Regions from separate parts of the Homo sapiens genome. Here region 1 is linked to region 2. Evidence: chromatin loops called from intact Hi-C (ENCODE). Cell type or tissue: Calu3. All regions are shown on one strand.

Region 1 (8,000 bases), 110 kb after region 2:
GGGTGACAAAGTAAGATCCTGTATCAAAAAAGAACCACCACCACAACAAAATAGTGTTAGCTTCAATATAAATACATTATGAAGTGAAAGAATCCAAATATGAAATTGGTGTGCATCTGGTTTGCCAGGAGATGAAGTTAATTTGTTGATTGAAATAATAATTTTATATAAATGATAATATATAAAATATATGGGTAGAGAAAATTTATTTTTTTAAAATAAAAAAGATAAACATAAATTGTCTAACTTTTAAAGATATAATAGAATATAAATTAAAAGACATGATAAATCACAAACAATAGCAAAATATAATACAAGTCTTAAAGTTGCTGAAATCTCAACAAACTATAATTACAAAAGACATTTAACCTGTAATCTCAGACAAACTGTGAATTCTGGTGTGAATTTTACTGGCATCTACTTATTTTGTGATCTAAATACATTGTATCTTGTTTTAATATTTAAATTTACTTACTATTTGCATTATCTCATATTAATGACTGTGACACAGGCTTCCAAGTATAAATATGTCTGCCACAGGTACAAATGGGTGTCAGACATGTTTTGTCACATTAGAGTAGATGGCACTTGAATAAATGGAGGGATGAATTAGGTTACATCATGTAAAGAAGTTGTCGAGTCATAAATAAAATATATAATTGGAAGAAGTAAAATCTAGGAGCAGCTATTAACTAGCACACTGGATGAAATGTTTGGGTGACTGAAAGTAACATAAAACCGTTTTCTAAAAAAAAATGGCAGGTTAATCACATTTGTGATTAACCTTCCTCCTTAGACACAATTAAAATAAAAAGAAAAGAGTAGAATATAAACAATTATAGACTCTCAAAAACACAGAGGAGAAGAGAAGAGGCATCAATAGAAGAGATAGAACATGGGGAAGTAAGTGGTAAATGATTCATCTGGGGTAAGGAAATGACGATAAAGTGTGTGCAGAGGGTACAAGCAAAGAGATTCAATTCACTAAGCAGAAGTTCAAGACAGCCTCAGAACTTGAAGGCCCCCTGACAGCACAGGAAGAAAGTGAAACATGATTCAGAAAAGATTAGGTTGGTGCAAAAGTAATTGCAAAAACCGCAATTACTTTTGCATCAACCTAGAAGTAAGTTGAAAGTCTAAACATGAAGAGTTAACACCTCTGCTACTCTTAGTCCCCGTTTCATGCAGAGGTTCTTCTCTGAATGAATTGGACATAGTACAATGACTTGGCATTCATCAACATCAGGCATAGTGCAGGATGGAGTGAGCCTTATCTTAAGTTGAACAAATAAAAATATTACCAGACCTATGACAAAAAATTCTGACAGAACATAATTTTCAACCAAGATTATATATGAAATCAAATTAATAATCACAGGTAGGAGCAAAATTAAAGATGTTTGGACACTTAAGAATTCAATAAATATATGATATTTGCATACTTTGGAAGCTACTCTTTGATGTGCTCCAGCATGATCTAGAAATAATCTAAAATTAAAAAAAAATATATATATATATATATATGGGATTGCTTATACAGATGGTCCAAAACAGAAGAGCAGCAATGAGAAATCCCAGGATGATAACTGTGCAACAGTCTTAGTAAGCAATTGTTCCAGACTGAAGCAGGACAATAGAATATTTCAGGAGAGAAAATACTGCAAATCTTGAAAAAATAAGGAATTTGGAGAAGTCAGTTATAGATTTCTAGTCACAATATGCATTGCATATCAAAAGCCTCTTGCTCTGGAAAAGACAGACCAACTAAAAAGATATTGTACTTAAAATCTTCAAAATACTACAGTGAGAAAAAAGCACACATATATGTATGAAGGCCTGCGATACCCGATGGTAAGGGACAGCAGACGATAGGTCCATAGTATTTAAAGACGTGTCCTAGGTACCGATTGGAAATCGGTACCTGTGGGTATTAGTCACATCAGTGTAGAACAGTTTTCCTGTGCTTTTTCATAACGAAAAAGCATGGATTCTGGAGAGTCGGAATATACTGAACTTATGCTATACTCTGAGATGATACTGGTAACTAGAACTGAAGAAACTGACCTTCCATTCATTTCCAGCTTATGAGTGATCTCAGAGCTGTTGAAAGTTTGTAAGTCTCCCTAGGAACTCGAGTCAGACAGGGAATGTATAATTTCCTTGATCTCCTGAAGCTACAGGTTTATTTTAAAGATTCCCATAGTGTTAAATTCCTAAAAATAAACAGACATTGTTACTCTGGGATTCTAATTGCTAGAAATGCTTCTGTATGCATGCATGTTTATCACCATATTGTAACAGAAAAATTAAAATGGTTTAAATGCTTCAAAATATGTAGACATCACAAATTATAGAATATTAATTAATAACATGGGAAAATAGTTAATATATTAAGTAAAAATCAGGTTGTTTATATATAGTATGTAAAAGGTTTATGAGAAGCAAAATATACATATAAATAAATATACATTGAGATAAAACTCACAGTATAATTTCCAAAATGGTGAGCTTATAAACAATTATATTTTTTGCATGTTTCTCTTCATTTTAAAATTTGTATACAAGAAGTATGTAATATTTTTAACATGAGACAACATTTTTTAAGCCTTGTATGTTACAAACAAGATAGAGAGGATGAAATTACACCAATACATCCAAGCTAATCCTACTTAGTTCTCAAACTGGTATCTGAGCTTCCCAGCTCCTAGGGAAATAAGAAGACTCCACAGATAGTACAGCTTTCACTGTGTGTATGTGTATGTCTATTATTTAAGAGTTCCGACAATAGTTTTTAATAAGGCATCCAAAAAGAAATGCAAAACAACATAATGACAATACTTGTACTAGCAGATTGAAAAAACAGTTGCATTTGTTATACCGGTGACTATTATAGACATCGACCCTTGGGAAAAGACATAGATAATAATGTTTGGTAAGGGAAATGCTACACAGACCAAAGTTAAGTTGCCTTGAGCTGTCTTTTGGTTAAAATATGCAGTTTTCACAGGCATAATGTCAACTGAAGTTTTGTACAAGAAATATTGTGCAGGGCAAAGTTAAATGATTAACTTATGTTGCTTTCCGGTGAGCTGGTGTAATATGAGAATTGAGCTTGGATTAACTTGAGCAGTAAATAGTTAACATGTGTAAGAGATGAATGTTTTACCTATTATGTTTCCTTAAGAGGGGAGCACATTTTTATAGCATTGGATGATCCCTATTTTACTACAGTTTTGACAACTTCAGTCTTGTTTTCAAGAGAAGGTAAATCCAAATTATACAAACGCGAGGTTGCTAGAAAGAGTGGCTCTTCATATTCCTTTCTCAAATAAAAAGATTTATTATATTTTCTGATGATAAAATTAATGTGCTTACTATCAAATTCAGAAAATAGAGGAAAGTGTGAAATAAGAAGAAAACCATCAAAAACTCCATGACCCCACTGTTATCATTTAAGTGCATTCAGCATTTAGTTATCAACATTTATATGTGTGTATACGTATGTATAAATACATACATATTTATATGAATATAAATATACAGAAAGATATGTGTACATAAGTTATGCACATTAACATATGTACACATAAATATCTGTTATAAACATAATTTTTCACTTTAAAAATGTATCATGAACCTATTTTCCAGGTAAATAAAAGCATATTTATAACACGCTTAATGGTGAAAAGAGCTAGAAGATGTTTTTAATGGAAGAAAGAGCCATATGTTCTAGATATCAGTCACGTAGTTATGAAAATAAAGGGGACTAGATGGTTTTCTTATCATCCAGTAATTATTTCTAAAGGTGTTATTTAAAATTAGTGGAATAATATTTACACAGCTGTATATGTATATACCTATACAGATGTTTACGTATAGATGAACACATATAATTTACATTTGTATATGAATATGTGTGTGCTTTAGTAATTCACTTGTATGTGAATTACATAATGGGTTAAATGAATGTGAACGATCTATTAATGCTTGGAATTGTCATGGAAAAATGGGTACAGGCTTCGCTCCGGGTACTGTTTCCCTGCCAAAGGCACTAGTTGTTGGCACAACTATCAGATATTCATAATCAAGATCCATTATGTGGGTTTCATCTCTCCCTTTGAATGGCACTTATCATCTTACCTGATTAGCATTTTATACTCCATATATCTTAATGTCTTTCTTTCTAAGATACTTTAAGGACAATGATAAAAGTGGGAATGCAGATGAAAAGTATCCTGTCTCTCAAAGCCTCAAATTCAACTTCAAGGGCTTCATTTCAGCACTTTTCAGAGCTGCCTGATTGACTACTCCATACACTAAAGAATGAGCAGCAATTGAGTCCAATCATGCTGAACTAAAAGGAGTTGTGGAAGGAAAAACTTTTGATGTAGAGTTCAACTGTAAGAGATAAACAGTATTATTCCACATTAAGAGGCAGCATTTTCTCATGTCAAAACTAAAAAGAACATTTTACCGTGGAAATTCTTTTGAAAAAATTCTTATTATATGCCTGTATTGAACAATTTGTAAGTCTGATATTTGTACTTTTGTAACTGCTACAGAGCTTTACCCAGAGGTTCAATTATGACCTTGCATGGTGGACCCATTCTAAGCAATGGATAACCTTGCTGAGGTCAGAAAATATCAAAAGTATTTTTTCTGAGTCTTTTTTTGAGTTTCATTTGCAAATTATTCCGATCATAATTTTAGTAAAAGGTGATTCTCAGTCTTTTTTCCATTTTATGGCACACAAAAACTGATAACATTTGTATCATTGCTATAAATGTTGGTGTATGCCCACAGATGGAGATAGATTGTAGGTGCTGACAGCTGCAAGCTCTCTATAGCCTCTCAGGTAATCCTCATGTGTAGCGTGGCAGGGTGGCATGGCCTACCAGTTAGAAAGTCTTGTTCCATAAGGATATTTTATAGTGTAGTACATTTCAGTGTGCCTTGTCCACAACTAATAAGTATAACAATGTGGAAAATAATTCTATTCTTCAAAAATCAAATTTCATATAAATGAAACAGTAAATAACTAGAAACATATATCGGGAATGATTTTTAAACTTTCAGCTGTGACAAACTTAATCCCAAAGTTAGTCTCTTAACAATAGCAAAAGTTTAAAAGCTCAACTATATAAAAATTTAAAACACATAAAGGCATACTCAAAAGACAAACTATTAAGAAGCTTTAGATAAGCACAGAAGACAAATACACAGATTGAAAAGTGGGGAGACAAAATTTACTATAGATTCAATATAAATAAAATCCAATGAAAACAAAAAAATTCAAGTCAATAAACAATTGGACAATAATATTTTATAGAACAATAAAATAATATTTATTGTATTATATTTATAGGACAATAAAATAATATTTATTTTATTATATTTATAGGACAATAAAATACTATTTTATAGGACAATAAAATATTTCCTGACAGAAAAAAAAAAAGAAAGAAATGTTGCAGCTCTGGGGTGTTGGAAGTGGCAGCCATTGAATGTTCTTAGAGCTTGGACAGACTTATCTGAATGCTGCTGCTGGAAAGGAATTTAAATGTTTTAAAAAAAGTCTCTATCCATCCTTGTGTTCAATTGTTCAAAGTAACCTTATTTGAAGGCTATAAGATATAGTCATTATATATCAACATTCTAAAATTTTCTAAAATCTCGTACCTCAAGTGCATAGTCTTGGTTTGAATTCCTAACTATAAGGTAATAATTAACCCAGCTATTTGGCTATGATGTTCCACGGATTGCCTACCTCCCTGTTTGGTGGGGAAGAGGGGATCTCCATTTTCTTTCGTTGTAACTTTCCAATTCATCCACTCCCACATTTAGGGTCTATTATTGCTACCATCCTGCTTCTGATGGTACTTTCCATACAAATAGTTACTTATGGTCCGGCGCGGTGGCTCACGCCTGTAATCCCAGCACTTTGGGAGGCCGAGACTGGCAGATCACGAGGTCAGGAGATCAAGACCATCCTGGCTAACACGGTGAAACCATGTCTCTAGTAAAAATACAAAAAAAAAAAAAAACTAGCCAGGCGTGGTGGCGGGTGCCTGTAGTCCCAGCTACTCGGGAGGCTGAGGCAGGAGAATGGTGTGAACCCGGGAGGCAGAGCTTGCAGTGAGCTGAGATCCTGCCACTGCACTCCAGCCAGGGTGACAGAGTGAGACTCTGTCTCAAAAACAAACAAACAACAACAACAAAAAAACAAATAGATACTTATGTTTTAAGCGAGGAAAAAGATTCATTAAAACAATAAAGAGAATTCATTACTTTCTTAATAGAAACTCTAAAGTGGGCAAGAATTGATCTAGCAACTTAAAGGTTATCATCAAGGACTTAATACCTCTCTGTCTCTCTGACCTATCTTCACACCATTACAGCAAAGAAGGGCTATCTTTCCCAGCACTCTCAAAGGAAACAGAAAAACTCCTATTTCCTGAAAGGCAGTCAACATCTCACTACCTCATTGGCTCTGTTTTTGTAATGTGTCCATCCATGAACTGATCATTGTTGACAGAGAGATGGGCCGCGATGATTAAGTCAAGTAGGACCCACCTTTAGAAGTGAGGGTCAGGACAATCTACCCATATCATCTGGCTAAAAACGGAGGAGGGTATGGGTACCAAGAAAAATCTAGGTGTTACTTTCCTAAAAGAAAGGGAGTAGATTAAAAGCAAAAATGTCGATTGTCATATACTAATGTAGAGACTATTACTTCTACTTACAGTAGTTTCATAAGGAATAATGCTTTATTTTTAAAATGAGAGTATATTTGGTTTTGGAGTAGAAGACTCAAAAGAAGTCTCTTCTACAAGGAGTAGAAGACTGTGTATCCCATCTAACTTAATTGTTTTCACTCAACAAATTGCAAACTTAGCTTACTTCTAAAAATTAATAGCATGCATGGTCATTTCTACTCTTGGGAAAATAACTGAGAATTACCCTATTTCACATAAGACACTATGGTAATGAGTTTTACTTTCTTATGACATGACATCTGTTGGTTTCAGATCAGTGATCCAGAACTGAAAAGTTTTATCTAGAATTGTCAAGCTTTTAAAATTTCATATGCTAACAACTTAGGTCTTTCTCTTTTGAATCAGAATGACTTGAGGAAACATCTGCCTTATTTGTTTGCCGTGGCATTTCCTCCCCTTTCTAATATTCTGGAATATGGGTAATGAGAACAGGCTTCATTCTATACATGGCTATGAACACCATATACCAATTTAACTATTTTTAATTAATCAATCCATGCAACCAAATATAAAATAATAAAATATGTTGCTTGATTTTCATTATGCTTCCCTAACTATAACCCATTCTTCTTTGAGATCATAGGTGTGAATTTTTTTTAATATAATAGTATTACTTAATTGCCTTGTCAAAATATTCCTTTAATATATTTTTCTAAATATTTGTGTAATATCTTTTTATGCTACCCTTAGTTTTATTTGAAGTTTTAGGGTCAGCGTAAATACTTATCCACAAAAGCAATCACTTTGATAAACGTAATTTTTCATTCTTCCTCAATAGCAGTTTTTATTTTATTTCTGGATGTTAAGATGAAATCCTGGTCTGTTAAGCCCCAGCAACTGCTGCCATGGCTGCCATCCACAGGGAAATCCATCAGCCATTTCATGCTCATGCCAATAACCACTGTCACCAGCTATTCAGATTGGCTTTTTATTATATATCTGGCTTATAACCAGTGATAGTGTTATTCTACATGACTAAATCTTCCAGCCTCTTCTAGTCAAGCCGGGGATGTCCTGGAAGGGATTCTGGTCTAAGTACAAACACGTTTTCATAAAATTTATGTTTTATTGCATCCTTTTCCAATAACTTATCAGTAGAAAAATGGAATTCTATGGAGCAGGCATGTGAAGTATGGCCTTAGCACAATCTCAAAGGTAAACATTTAATCTCACAATCAGTTCAGTTTCTCTAACCTCAGATCTACTTGAAAGTAAAATTAGAAC
Region 2 (8,000 bases):
CGGATAAACCTCATTGGCTACGATACTGCCACTGCACAAAGCTAACTACAAAGATTTAAAAAAGGAAAGAAACATATTCCATATCTTAAAAAAAAGTCATATATACTATAAATATGACAATGATATAAATACTACACATATGTATTTTAACATTCTTCAATGGAAATCTTTTCTATGCTTCCTTTAATAAAGCCATTCTAATTTCTAAATGGAGGTCTTATTTATATTAATATCCTTAAAAATTCTATGTTCTTTGTACACTTCTCATTGCTTCCAATGTTTCAGACTACACTTTTTTTTCCTACTGGCTGTCTCAGTTGAATTGTGATGATGAGGCCAAAATCAGTGTTCAATCTCTATGTGGGCCAATAGACCTGTCACTGAAAACCTTTTGTTAATCTGGGTGTCTATTTTCATTCTATTTCATGATCCTGCAATTATACACTGCTGCTCCAAAGTGAAACTGGCTCAACACAGAAAGAGCGCTTAGTACAAACAATTACTACTACTAAAAAAAAAAAAAAATCACACTGGGCCTTGGATCAAGACGATTATCTCTTTGGTATGTTTTATGGTGATAGCTCAGAATAGTGGTACACATCAGCATTTATTTTGTTTGGTAAATATTTTACAAATAATAAAAGTCAATTATATAAATAAAAGGTAAGCTATGCATAGTGGCAAAACGGTAACATTTGCAATTTCAATTATGATACCACTCGGAAGCAATTTATGCTTTGCATATTATAGACATTCACTAAGCTTGTGATGGAAAAATGAAGGATCAGTATAGTTTCCATGAATTTAACCTATTATACAACTGAGAATACTATTAAATCAACTTATATCTAAAAGACTCATTGTTTCCCAAATTTCATAACTCCTACACGATCGTTATAACAATGTTTAAAGGATTGTCTCATTTTGCATTCAGGATGTATGCCAAAGTCTGTGGAAGCATGAAGGCGAAAAACACACTGGGAGAGAGGATAAAAAGAAGAGCAGAACAAAAGTACCTCCTGTGTCTGCACTGCAGGCTCTCTGTGTCTTTATAGAATGGATTTCCTGTTCAATAAATAAAGCGCTGGACACGGAACATATTGTGCAGATAAACTGCTTATAATAAATTTTATATTGTGGAAATTTTTTAAAACAGAAAATGCAGATTTAGGAAAAAGTGGAGCTAATCTTCATTAAAAGATTAAAAGAGGAACAATATTTTAATAAAAATGATGTTTTGAATAAATTAGCCCATAGTCCACAATCTGAAAATGGAAAGTATTCTAGAACTTCAGATTGTGGACTATGGGCTAATTTATTCAAAATTAAATGCCATGTCCCACAGATGTCATTATTAATTAATTAATTTCTCACTTAGTGGAAATAAGTAATTAATAATAACATCTGTGGGACATGATATTTGAGTGGCCACACATTCTGGTAGCAATGGGAATCAAATGATAGGATTCTAATCCAGGTTTTGTCACTGACATAGTGACCTCGGGCAAAAATCCTTAGCATTATTGCCCTTGAGTTTTTAGTTAATATGGTATAATTCTAAATTTCTCAAATTTCAGATTGAATATGATGTGTGTGTGCGTGTGTGTGCGTGTGTGTGTGTGTTCCATGTCACCTGCTCTTCTGTCTCTAACCCATTGTTTCTCATTCCTAGCTGCTCATTAGAATCACTTGGATTAAAACTCACGGATGCTTGAAATTCATCCAGAACAATTAAAACTGAATAATAAGATTGATCTTAAAAGATACATTTTCACAAAATCCTTTATTAAGAGTCAACGTCTTCCCTCTTTTACAGGTGTGATCAAGAAGCATAATCACATGTTTTTAAGGAATGCCAGTTTATAACCAATTTGAACTACTCGGTAGTTGTTAACTGATTTTCTAACATTTCAAACGATGGTTTACTACCCTTGAAAAAACAGGAACTAGTAAGTCATATATTGACCCCTCCACACCACCTTTATTTCTGTATACTCTATTGCCTTTGCCCATAAAATAGAGATTAGGTTATTTATGGTGTATATGTAAATCTATCAAGGATTACACAGATGTGATTCTGTCTCAAATTATGAGTTGAAAAAGTTTTTGATATGACAAAATATGTATAAAGTTAGCAGAGTGGAAGGAAAAAAGCATAATTATGAATTATACACATACTACTATCATTCATGTAAAATACTTAGAAAACATCTGAGAAAAATACAATAAAATGTAACAATGAATATGAGATTATAAATTTCTTTTTCTCTTTATACTATTATTTGCTTTCCATTTCTTTAGCATGTGTGCATATTATATTTACAAATAACACTTGAATTTAAAAAATATATAATCTAAGTTCAATGGAACACTCATCTGAAAAACATTTGGCTTAATGCCAGAATTTTCTTCAGGTTCAAAAAGAAGCCAAACTTCACAATACACCTTCTTACTCTCTCTGTGTAATTTTCTTTCATACATTCATTGAATGAGCTGCAGTTCAATAGCTTTTGTGGTCTTCTTTTTCTCTCCACTTGGTGTGGTATAAAAGATATTTCAAAAAAATAAATACAAGCAACTCAATTGCTTGTTAAATTTTATGTTAAGGATATGTACTGATCCAGCAAAATTACCACAGACAGCCACACATGCTGCTGAAATGTAAGCTTCCCTGCCCACCTGTCTACAGGAAAAGCAAGTGGTGACTCAAAATTGCTTTGCTCTTCTCTGACACTTCAGCTAGAAAACTAAGACCAAGGAACAGAAGTATGCTAGGTTTTCCTTACACTCTTCTGTTTGCCTCAAGTAGAAGCGAATCATGATATGGATTTAGAATAAATTAAATACAGTCCATTCAAGTATCTGAATGCACAGCTGGGATTCAAAGGCTGTAGATGCTACATCTGTTGCTCTACCAGAAAGATCTGTTAGTGAATAGCTAGTGGTTTCAGCTGTAAGGAGTTCCGCAATATTACACCTCAAATATTATGTATATTTTAGGTGAATTTAAGCTTAAAGAAAATATCTTTTGCCCTTAAGGTGACAAAATAGATTTTTTTTGTTATTCCCTTTCTCCCTCAGTTATTTTCTGACATCCGCAGCAGCAAAGGCGTTTTCATATACAAAAAAAAAAAGGCTAGTTTCTCTGACTTTACTTAGACTAGCAAAAAAGGGAAACCAATACTTCCTTTTCCTCTAAATATCAGGATTGGGATTTGCTCTTCCAGTGGCTTTGCTTTTCTATCAAGTATCCCTCATCAAACTGGTAGTAACAGCACCTGTTTTTAACCAAGGTGCTGGGCATGAAACCTTCATTTCTACTGAGGTTTTCCTCAGACTTAAATACTTTGGCACTTTAAAAAGAAATAGATCAACAACCTCTGGAGACACAAGGCTTCTTTTGTTCTGTTGCTCTTTGTTCCTTTCCCTTTGTCCCTTCTGAGGACATACAACATCGTAGTGATGTAAAGAACAGTTGCTAAAACTTGCTGAGAGGTCCAAGTAGCTAAGCAGGCTTGAAGAATGTCGTCATAGATTCTCTTCCTCACCAGTCTTGTGACAAATATTTTCCTTTGGGTTGCTGTTTTCCACCAAAGGATACTGAGCTACAGGGCAATACTCTGAAGAAAGTAGTTATTTTATTCACCCTGAGTATATGCTCTAGTGATGCAATTTGTAGTCCAATAATTTATGAATTAGCACAGATATTAATATAGGGAGCAATGTACTATCCCAAAAATTTAAAACCAGGAGTCTGTGCTGTAAAATTATAATTAAATGTTATCTAAATACAGGTTTAAAAAAACAGCAATACACAGTTAATCTATGCTGTAGAATTATAATTACGTGTTATCTAAATACAGTTAAAAAAAAAAAAAAAACAAGCAATATACATCTAGGTGTCCTCAGCCTGAGGAGTGAATGAAGGCTGGGGAAGGAGGAAGAGTAAAACATATGCTTACATTGAAAGAGGAGGCAAATAAGCCTATCTTTTTCCTTCCTCCAAATTTAAATTATCTTTTTTCTGACCAACTCAGTTACCAGAATGAGGTCTTCAGTCTGCATTATACATAAATACATAATTTTATTTCCCCATAAGAGTTTCCCTACTTCCTGCTGATGCACTGCAATATCTTTTTTTTAATGGGAATAAAATCTTTCCCATCCATATCTAGAAATAAAAGCTTAGAAAACATATGTAGATTTGAGCAAACATTAACTAAAAAATCATTGCCACAGACTTTCTTTCAAGGTGCACAAATGACTCATGTCAGATTGCTGTATAGAACTCAGAAGGAAAGACCCTAAAGGAGTCCTTATTGAGGGAGGAACAAATGAGCTGCAAAGGGTCTGGTGGCATTGAGGTCATGAGTAGATGAATGACATCAGATCTCTGCTGATTCTGGTAAGAGTGTGGGTACTAGCAAGCACAAAAGGTAAAAGGCTTTCTTCATAAAGGAATAGCTAGAGAATGAACAATTTTTATGATTTGGGAATCCTGTACTTAGCTCCAACTCAGTATGAATAAGCAGAACCTGTGATACCGTCTAAGCCATGGATTATCCAGAGTTATAGGACTCATGCTAATCAGCACTGCCACCATATCCTCACTGCCAATCTCTCTTGCCTAGACTATTGCAGTAGCCCTCCAATTGGTCTTCATCATTATTGTCCATCTTGTGCTTCAACATTGAAGCCACTTTTCTAAAATGGATACCTGATAAGGATGTTTTCATGCTTAAAATCTTTTAATTTTCACTGATTCATATAAAGAATGAAACCCTGAGCATTATATAGATAGTGGTTCAGGCAGAAATATGTAACCTGTACCTAATCAAGAGGAAAAATTAGACAAACCCAAAATGAGGACTATTTTATTAAAACAGTAGAAGAAATGGGAAGACTTTAAAAAAATTTCGGCTGGGCGTGGTGCCTCACGCCTGGAATCCCAGCACTGTGGGAGGCTGAGGCAGGTGGATCATGAGGTCAGGAGATCAAGACCATCCTGGCTAACACGGTGAAACCCCGTCTCTACTAAAAAGACAAAAAAATTAGCCAGGCGTGGTGGTGGGTGCCTGTAGTCCCAGCTACTCGGGAGGCTGAGGCAGGAGAATGGTGTGAACCCGGGAGGCGGAGCTTGCAGTGAGCGGAGATGGCACCACTGTACTCCAGCCAGGGCAACACAGCGAGACTCTGTCTCAAAAAAAAAAAAAAAAAAAAAAATTTCAATGTCATATGAGAAAAAGAAACTACAATGAGATACCACCTCACACTTATTACGATGCTACTATGAAAAAATATAACTATGAAAATATCAAGTTTTGGCAATGCTATGGAGACATTGGAACCCTTTGCATTATTGGTGAGAATGTAAAATGGGACAGCTGTTATTAAAAATAGTATGGAAGTTCCTCCAAAAATTAAAAGTAGAATTACAATATGATTCAGAAATTCTACTTCTGGATATATACCCCAAAGAACTGAAAGTAGGGTCTTGAAGAGATATTTGTTGTTGTTGTTGTTGTTTTTCTTTCAGGATTTTACTCTATTGCCCAGGCTAGAGGGCAGTGGTGCAATCATAGTTCTCGCAGCCTCAACCTCCTGGGCTCAGGTGATCTTCCTACCTCAGCCTCCTGAGTAGCTGGGACCAACGGTGTGTGACACAAAGCCTGGCTAATTTTTGTGGTTTTTTTTTATAGATGGGGTCTTGCCATGTTACCCAGGCTTTAAGAGGTATTTTTATATCCATGTTCACAGCAGCGTTATTCTCAGTAGCTAATAAAAACAACCCAGTATCCATCTACAAATGACCGGATAAGCAAAATGCAGCCTATACATGCAATGGAATACTATTCAACCTTAAAAAGGAAGGCGATTCTGGCATATGCTACAACATGAAAAAACCTTGGGGACTTTATCCTAAGTGAAATATGAAAATCACAAAAAGACAAGTACTGGATGAATCCACTTACATGAGGTACCTGGAATAGTCCAAATCATAGAGATAGAAACTAACAGGTGGTTGTCAGGGCCTGGAGGGAGAAGGGAGTGGGGAATCATTGTTTACTGGGTATAGAATTTCAGTTTTGCAAGATGAAATGAATTCTGGAAATGGATGGTGGTGATGGTTTCAAACAATATGAGTCTATGTATTATAACTCAACTGTACATTTAAGATTTTTTAAGATGGTAAATTTTATGTTATATATAAAACTGAAAAAATGTTTTCAAAAAGTAAAAGAGATGGTATAGGGCTGTGGAAATATTCTAAATAAATGCATTTTAAAAATGTAACTAAATGAAATATCTGATCCTCGATTGAATCTTGTACTGTAGATAAATAAACGCTATAAAGGACATTATTAGGCCAAGTGAAAAAACTAGAATATGAGCAGTAGATTAGATGAAAGACATTGTGTTAATTTTAAAGTTACTGAAGCTGCTACTGCATTGAAGTATGTAAAAGAATGTTCCTATTCCTGGGTAACATACAAAGACACATTTAAGGTAAAAGAACATGATGTATATAACATACTCTGACATATTTCAAGAAAAAAGTTATATAGGGAGAAGGAGAGAAAGGGAGAACAAATGACTGACACATGGGGAAAGGTGTTAACAATAGATGAATCTTGGTAAATATAGGGCTACGATTATTTGTATTATTTTATTATTAGTCTTGCAACTTTTCTGTAAGCTTGAAAATGTTACAAACCCTGCATATGGAATTTAAAGCTCTTCATAATTGGCTTTAGTCTATCTCTGCAGCCTCTTTCCAGTTCCCACAACACTGTGCTGAAACTGATAACGCTGAATCACAGCATGGAGTTTTGTTCAAACCCTTTAACTTTGCTATTTCCTCTGTATAATAAATATCTACTGGTGCTTTAAAGTCTAGATCAATTATCATTTCCAGTCTTCCCAGGCAGAATTAAATGCTTCTCTTTGACCGCATTGGCTTTATTGGGACATATATATAGAAAGAGCTAAAAATAATGTGTGTGTGTTGACATATACACACACACATTATATTTAGCTCGCTCTCTCTCTCTCTATATATATAGATACACACATACAAATAAATACATAACATATTATGTTTACATACATGTTACATATATAGATATATAGTACTTATCACTGTGTATTAAAGTTCAGAATATGGCAAAATACCTACATTATGCATTCAACAAATGTTTTAAATTAATTAGTGATTAATCATTAACTAATTAATGCTAACTATTACTCCATGAGGAATTTATATAGAAATGGATATAAATATATATTCACCTGTATACTAAACTATATCATACCTCTCTGCCTTGTCTTTTATTTTCCTATCTACTCTTCTATCAATAGTTACAATACGTAGATAAGAAGACTTTCAAATTCACACTTTTTGAAGAGATGCTTATAGGTCATTAATGCTGGAAAAACTCCCTACACACATAACAAAGTTCAAGTCTACCTGAATATACAATCACAAAAGTATATGTATTAATACCTATCTAAAGCCCAGTTTATAAAAATATCAACTGTTTATCATGTTTTTGCAATTGGTAAAAATGTAAATAAATGCTGACAAATTCTAAGAAGCACGCAGCTTAATTCTGCTAAAGCAAAAGTTTTATAACTTCTGGTAAATATTTCTACAATATAACTATGGCCATATATCTTTATTCAAAGTATGGTTTATGGCTAAAGACATTATAAAAAACATAAAGTTGACAGTCTGGTTTTTGGTTGTGGCATTTGGCGTTTATGAAAGATATTGAATTTATGTGTTAGGAATGAAACCCTCTGTTTACTCATGGGTCAGCTACTGTGTGGGTGTATGTCAAGGCATTTTATCAACTGACTTCAATTTTTACCTAGAACAATAAATATCTTTATGGGAGATAGTATGATTCATTCAGTTTGTTCAACCTACTCAAAGTATTTTAAGAGAAATAAAGTCTAAAATGCTGGATTCTGACACTCTTTATGTCAATATATTGCTG

The links. Hi-C counts contacts between places; a loop is a spot of excess contacts. Peaks named below come from ENCODE experiments on the same cell type or tissue, not always from the same donor. Only the 100,000 strongest peaks of a DNase experiment are listed, where the experiment ranks them.
Region 1: a loop joins it to region 2, with 2.0 times the contacts of the local background. A loop is called at or near these places in 1 of 110 quality-filtered maps.

The regions. Positions count from the first base shown.
Region 1 is chr3:175,488,598-175,496,597 of GRCh38, reverse strand. All of the region lies in intron 9 of NAALADL2 (N-acetylated alpha-linked acidic dipeptidase like 2), which reads right to left. Among named protein-coding and RNA genes, the nearest start is that of MIR4789, 120 kb to the right of the region's middle. In Calu3, no CTCF peak of the experiment used is centred here; no DNase peak of the experiment used is centred here.
Region 2 is chr3:175,601,522-175,609,521 of GRCh38, reverse strand. The region is part of intron 10 of NAALADL2 (N-acetylated alpha-linked acidic dipeptidase like 2); the gene reads right to left. It also overlaps the pseudogene RNU4-91P. Among named protein-coding and RNA genes, the nearest start is that of NAALADL2-AS1, 170 kb to the left of the region's middle. In Calu3, no CTCF peak of the experiment used is centred here; a DNase peak (open chromatin) is centred at 4,361.